Regions from separate parts of the Homo sapiens genome. Here region 1 is linked to region 2. A link is an interaction called in ENCODE POLR2A ChIA-PET data of the cell type or tissue named here. Cell type or tissue: PC-9. All regions are shown on one strand. Links, peaks and the distances in the headings refer to the core of each region. The heading gives the core; the rest is flanking DNA.

Region 1 (2,923 bases), core at 245-2,744, 54 kb before region 2:
CAAGATGAGATTTGGGTGGGGACACAGCCAAACCAATCAGTTCCCTTGAAGGTTCCTTGGGAAACCCACCTAGAGGCCTAGATACATGCAGTTCTGGAATTTGCTTTTGATAAGCTTAATTTTTCCTTGCAGCATTAAGCACTATTTCTCCAGTTTCATCTCTTCCTTCTCCTATCTGGAGTATTTTATTATCTAGGCAGAATAGTCTACTTCAGTTTTAGTTGTGCCAAGTTCTCTCAGCTCTTGGATGTTTTACACCCTGTTTTCTCTTTCTGGAAAGATTTCCACCACCTCCACCTAAATAATCTTTAGTTTCCTTCAAAGTTTTTCTATCTTGTTGGGAAGCCTGTTCTTTCACACTACTCCCTGTAAGCTGGGTTGGGTACACCTCCTGTAGGCTCCACAACTTCCTGTCCTTACAGAGTGCTAATCATCCAGAATTGTGACTTTCTCTTCACTTGCCTCCTTCGATAGACCTTAGACAATTCCTTGGAAGCAGGGAACCCAAGACATTCATCTCTGACCCTTAAGCATTTGAAGCACAGTAAGTGCTCCATAAATGTTTGGTAAATCAATGAGTGAATGAGTAAGGACTCCAAAGCACCCTGATAAATATGATGGCACCAGGTCTTTTAAAGGCTCATTTCCCTTGCACAATCAGAACTAAGACAAACAACCTGAAGTCCTCCACTCAGAAGAACAATAGCATGCCAAGCCCTCTGGCACAGTATGGTCAGCAAAGAGTGTGACTTCATGAGATTGGTGAAGACAGCTGTGGCTACCCAGTGGTCACTCTTCAAGTTCTCAACAGAGCCTCAACAAGTCTAAAAGGAAATACTATGCATTCACATTGCTCTCCTTTCATCATTGACTCATTCTTTCAACAGATATTTATTAGGTCCCTGGGCACTTTTCTAGTATGGAGATTCAACATCAGTGAACAACAAAACAGAATGCCCCTGTTCTCATTAAGCTTGCTCTTTAGTTGCAGAAATAGACAACAAAGCACAAGATAAAAGTCAGATGATAACAGGGCTATGAAGCACAAAAAAGCACAATGAGGGACTTAGGGTGGGGTGCCAGTCCTATGGATGGTGGTCAGGGAAGTCTGCTCTAACTGGGTGACACTTGAACAGAGAGCTGAAGGAAGTGTGGGGGGTGAGTCATGTGGACCTGCTGGGGCAGAGACCATAGGACAGAGGGAAGGATGGCCAAAGCCTGAGCAGGAGAATAAGAGCAAGGGGCCTGTGCAGTTAGAAAGTGGGGAGGGAGACTGGGGAGAGAGGCCGAAAAGAGGTCAAAATCTAGTCAGAGTGAGATCAGGAGGCCCTCAAAGGTTATGGTAGGACTTTAGATTTGTTCTCAGTTCATTCAATTCTGTAACTCTACTTCTTTCTAGAAAAAAAAAATAGTAATCATGCAAATTTGGACCATCCTGTGTCCAGACATTGTTTACTTACCTTCCCATCCTTAGATTTTCACAATTTCTTAATCTCAGAAGTACTGATATCAGCCAAGTAGAGGAAAACATGCAATTTTCCCTGGTACTCTTCTGGAGAAACTCTCAGCCAAGAAGTCACAGATGAATTCTTCAAATACCTCTGAATTGCATCCATGATGTGACTCATTATCACACAGATTTAGATGCAGGTGGCCAAATCATAGCCTTCAAAACTTATTTCCTTGAACTATAAATCAGGTATCAGTGGGGCTGTTCCAGCTGTTCCAGAAAATAGGGGTTGCCTAGAAAAATCTTGCTGTACATTTAACAGCTGTACATTGTCATTGCCCAAAACAGACTAACATTCAGATTTTGCATTTATATTTCAGCAATTCTGTATTTAAATATCAATCCTGCTAAGGTCCAGTTGTTGTTTCACTATGTTGTCATTAGACCTGAAGGAGAAAAAATAGCTTTTCAAATTATACTACGCAGCCATAAAAAGGAATGAATTAACAGCATTTGCAGTGACCTGTATGAGACTGGAGACTATTATTCTAAGTGAAGTAACTCAGGAATGGAAAACCAAACACTGTATGTTCGCAATGATATGTGGGAGCTAAGTTATGAGGATGCAAAGGCATGAGAATGATACAATGGATTTTGGGAACTTGTAGGGAAGAATTGGAGGGGGGCAAGGGATAAAAGACTACAGATATGGTTCAGTGTATACTGCTTCGGTGATGGGTGCACCAAAATCTCACAAATCACCACTAAAGAACTTACTCATGTAACCAAATACCACCTGTACCCCAAAAACTTATGGAAAAATAAAAAATATATGATAAAATAAATGAAGAATAAATCATTAGTGGATACATATTAAAAAAATTAGAACGTGGGTCTTCTTCTAGAAGCAGAAATACCTGAGTTCAAACCCAGCTCCACAGATTTATTATTTTCTATTCTCAGGGAAGTTTCATAACCTTTTTTCTTCAGTTAAATCATCTGCAAAATGGGAATACTAATAGCACACAACACATAGGGAGATAGGGAGGGTTAAATGTGCCCAGGCATAGTAGGCTATATATATACACACATATATATATATGTAGGTTTATATAATGTATGATTGTGTTTGAATCCTAAAAATATTGTTATTTATAAAAATTAAAAGCAATCTAGTCATTTATTTTCAAATTGAAATTAATTCCATTTTAAACATTTGATAACTTCCAATTTTCAAACTCCAAAGCCAATGTAATCATCAGCCTCCCTAGAAGACTGTTTATCTATAAATGAATAGTTTTGGAATGAATGATATCTAAGTATTCTCAATGAAACAACTGTATAATTCTAGTGATCCACCAAAGGAGTCTCTATCCACTTTCTATGATTTCAGTGAGGTGGGAGAGAACTGAGACTGTTCCTATGTATCCCCATCCCCATGTACCTCTGAGTGGGAGGAGGAGGAACAAAAGG
Region 2 (2,923 bases), core at 170-2,669:
GTCTCTGCCAGGTTTTGGTATCAGAGTTATGTTGACCTAATAAAATGAGTCAGGGAGGAGTCTCTCCTCCATAATTTTTACAATAGTTTCAGTAGGATTCATACCAGTTCTTCTTATATGTCTGGTAAAATTTGGCTGAGGATCCATCTGGTCCAGGGCTGTTTATGGTTGATAGGCTTTTTATTACTGATTCAATTTAGAAACTTGTTATTGGTCAGTTCAGGGTTTCAGTTTCTTCCTGGTTCAATCTTGGGAGGTTATATTTTTCTAGGAATTTATCTATTTCTTCTAGGTTTTCTAGTTTCTATGCATAGAGGTGTCTGTAACAATCTCTGAGGGGTTTTTGTTTTGTTTTACTATTTCTGTGGGGTTGGTAGTAATGTCACTTGTGTCATTTCTGATTGTGTTTATTTGGATTTTTCTCTCTGTTTTTCTTTGTTAGTCTAGCTAGCAGTCTATCAATCTTATTTGTTCTTTCAAATAACAAACTTTTGGTTTTTTGATCTTTTGTATATTTTTTCCCATCTCAATTTCATTCAGTTCAGCTCTGATTATGGTTATTTCTTCTGTTAGCTCTAAGGTTAGTTTTTTTCTTTCTTTTTTTTTTCTAGTTTCTCTAGGTGTGATGTTATGTTGTTAATTTGTGATCTTTCTAACTTTCAATGAAGGTGTTTCGTGCTATAAACTCCCCTCTTAACAGTGTTTTAGCTATGTCCCAGAGATTCTGGTATGTTGTATCTTTATTATCATTAGCTTCAAATAATTTCTTGATTTCTGCCTTAATTTCATTGTTTACCCAAAAGTCATTCAGGAGCAGGTTGGTTGTTTACTTTCCATGTAATTGTATGGTTTTGAGATAGAGCCTTTTTTTTTTTTTTTTTTTTTTTGAGACAGAGTCTTGCTCTTTCACCAGGCTGGAGTGCAGTGGCGCGATCTCGAGAGCCACATCTTAATAGACCTTTACAGTTAGTGAGGAGGCTGTAGTTCAAGAAAAAGTACCCTGTTCTAGCCCAGACAAGAGTCAAACACTTGGGCTCAAGTCTGCTCTATGCATCTAAATCAGTGTGTTAGATAAGTCTTTATGTCTAACTTTCCTTTCCTGTAATGAAGATAATAATACCTTCAGTATGTTTGTGAGAATAAAATGGCATGATCTATGTGAATATACTATGCCCATAAACTGTAATGTACCAAATACAACCACTATTACATAAAATAGTTGAGGAATTTTAAATATTGGTACCATAAGATGATTTTTAAAGTTTATTTCTAAGGTAACTTTCCTTTAGGTTCACAAATAAAGCCAGTTGAATTTACAAATAAACTCAGTTATCTCTAAGGTAACTTTTACTTGGATTTACGGCATTTTGTCTTTAATCTCTGTCATAACAAAGTCTTTCTTGCCTGATAATAGGCTTACTGATTGACCGCTTCTGTCTGACCGGGGGAAAAGACCCCATTGGCTATTTGAAGGCATATCTTACCAACTTGTATATTGCTGCAGATTCTGAAAAAGTGCAAGAGGCAATACAAGAAGGTATTAGTCTGATTTTATTCCTCTAGTTAATAAAGAGGTTTACACTAATGGTGACTTACATTAAGTTTCGCATATGATTATGAGGCTTATGGTCTTGTTGGATATTCTTCTGAAGTTTTTCCACATGGGGCAACACTTAAGTCTGTCCTTTAGAGCTTTGACTTTCCTGGAAATGGACATCCTCAGTAATTGTCCTACAATCCATTTCACATGTTCCATCCCTATAGAAACAGAGGCAGTGCATAGACAACTGTTCTGAGGTCTGTGGTTGTGAAGAGGAGTTGAGCCATCAGGTAATAGCTAGAGAGAAAACATAAGGTCTGGGAGAATTTGTTTTTTTTAATGGTAGAAACTATAACTCATGGACCTGAGAAGAGTATTAATCAGTCTCCATGATCTATCAGGTATTGCCTCTGCGACAATGTTTGATGGAGCCAAAGACATGGCTTACTGTGACACTCAGCTCCGTGTAGCCTTTGATGGGGATGCTGTCCTCTTCTCTGATGAGTCTGAACATTTTACCAAGGAGCATGGGCTCGACAAATTCTTCCAGTATGATACATTATGTGAAAGTAAGCCTCTTGCTCAGGTAGGTTCAATGAGTGCTAATTAATTTTTATGTACTTATTTATTTTCTAATATATAAATATCAATATTGGTCCATTCTGATGAATGTTTAAGTTATTCTAGGCAGGGCACTCCTTCTTACTGTCTTATCTTTGGAGCTTTCTCTCTTTCTTTCATGAATGGCTCACTTTGATGCATTCACTGCTGACAACTTTATTTTTAATTTTCACATTATTTTATCTATCCTTTTGGAAATACTTGCATGATCTTCCCATGATAAGAAGTCTGCCCTCTCCCAATTGGGAGTAACAGGAAATACTGCTTATCAATAAGCCATTTCTACATAATAAATTCTCAAAATAGTAGGGTCATTTCCAATAGATTAGAGTAAGCATTTGTTGAATCTCTGTCCTTGACTTCAAACTCAAGAAAGGCATCGCTTAATTGAGAAAATATGCACAACTAAGAACTTGAATCAAATAATGATCCTCAAACAAGTGCAAATTATGAATATGTAATCAAACTGAAACTAAATATTTAGATTGTTTTGGATTAGTGCTGTTGAGTACCTTTCAATCCATCCATGAACTGAAGTGTTAAAATCAAGGTCGAAAATGAACAGAACCTATAACTTTTGAACAAAAGGAAATCTGAAATCAAAATGTCACTTAATCTGAATCTAAACTGATAGGTCTTTTAATTTTATTCTATCAATTTTCCCAAGAAATTTAATTGTTCTTTTTCTCAGTTCTTCCTGAACTTAAGTTAAACTTAAATATTGTTATTTTTATATAAATTCATAAAAGTATGAATAGACTA

The links. ChIA-PET counts read pairs that join two places held together with the same protein. Peaks named below come from ENCODE experiments on the same cell type or tissue, not always from the same donor. Only the 100,000 strongest peaks of a DNase experiment are listed, where the experiment ranks them.
Region 1: POLR2A ChIA-PET joins it to region 2 with 15 read pairs; 2 of 35 experiments call an interaction of 5 or more read pairs at or near these places.

What each region holds. Positions count from the first base shown.
Region 1 is chr2:18,628,984-18,631,906 of GRCh38, reverse strand. The region is part of intron 2 of LOC105373456 (a long non-coding RNA gene); the gene reads right to left. Among named protein-coding and RNA genes, the nearest start is that of NT5C1B-RDH14, 41 kb to the right of the region's middle. In PC-9, for the core only: no CTCF peak of the experiment used is centred there; DNase peaks (open chromatin) are centred at 746 and 1,616; H3K27ac peaks cover 338 bases.
Region 2 is chr2:18,575,387-18,578,309 of GRCh38, reverse strand. NT5C1B-RDH14 (NT5C1B-RDH14 readthrough) reads left to right here. Exons shown (of 11, transcript NM_001199104.2): 8 at 1,415-1,537; 9 at 1,942-2,126. It overlaps NT5C1B (5'-nucleotidase, cytosolic IB), which reads left to right. Exons shown (of 9, transcript NM_033253.4): 7 at 1,415-1,537; 8 at 1,942-2,126. All of the region lies in intron 2 of LOC105373456 (a long non-coding RNA gene), which reads right to left. Among named protein-coding and RNA genes, the nearest start is that of NT5C1B, 13 kb to the left of the region's middle. In PC-9, for the core only: no CTCF peak of the experiment used is centred there; no DNase peak of the experiment used is centred there.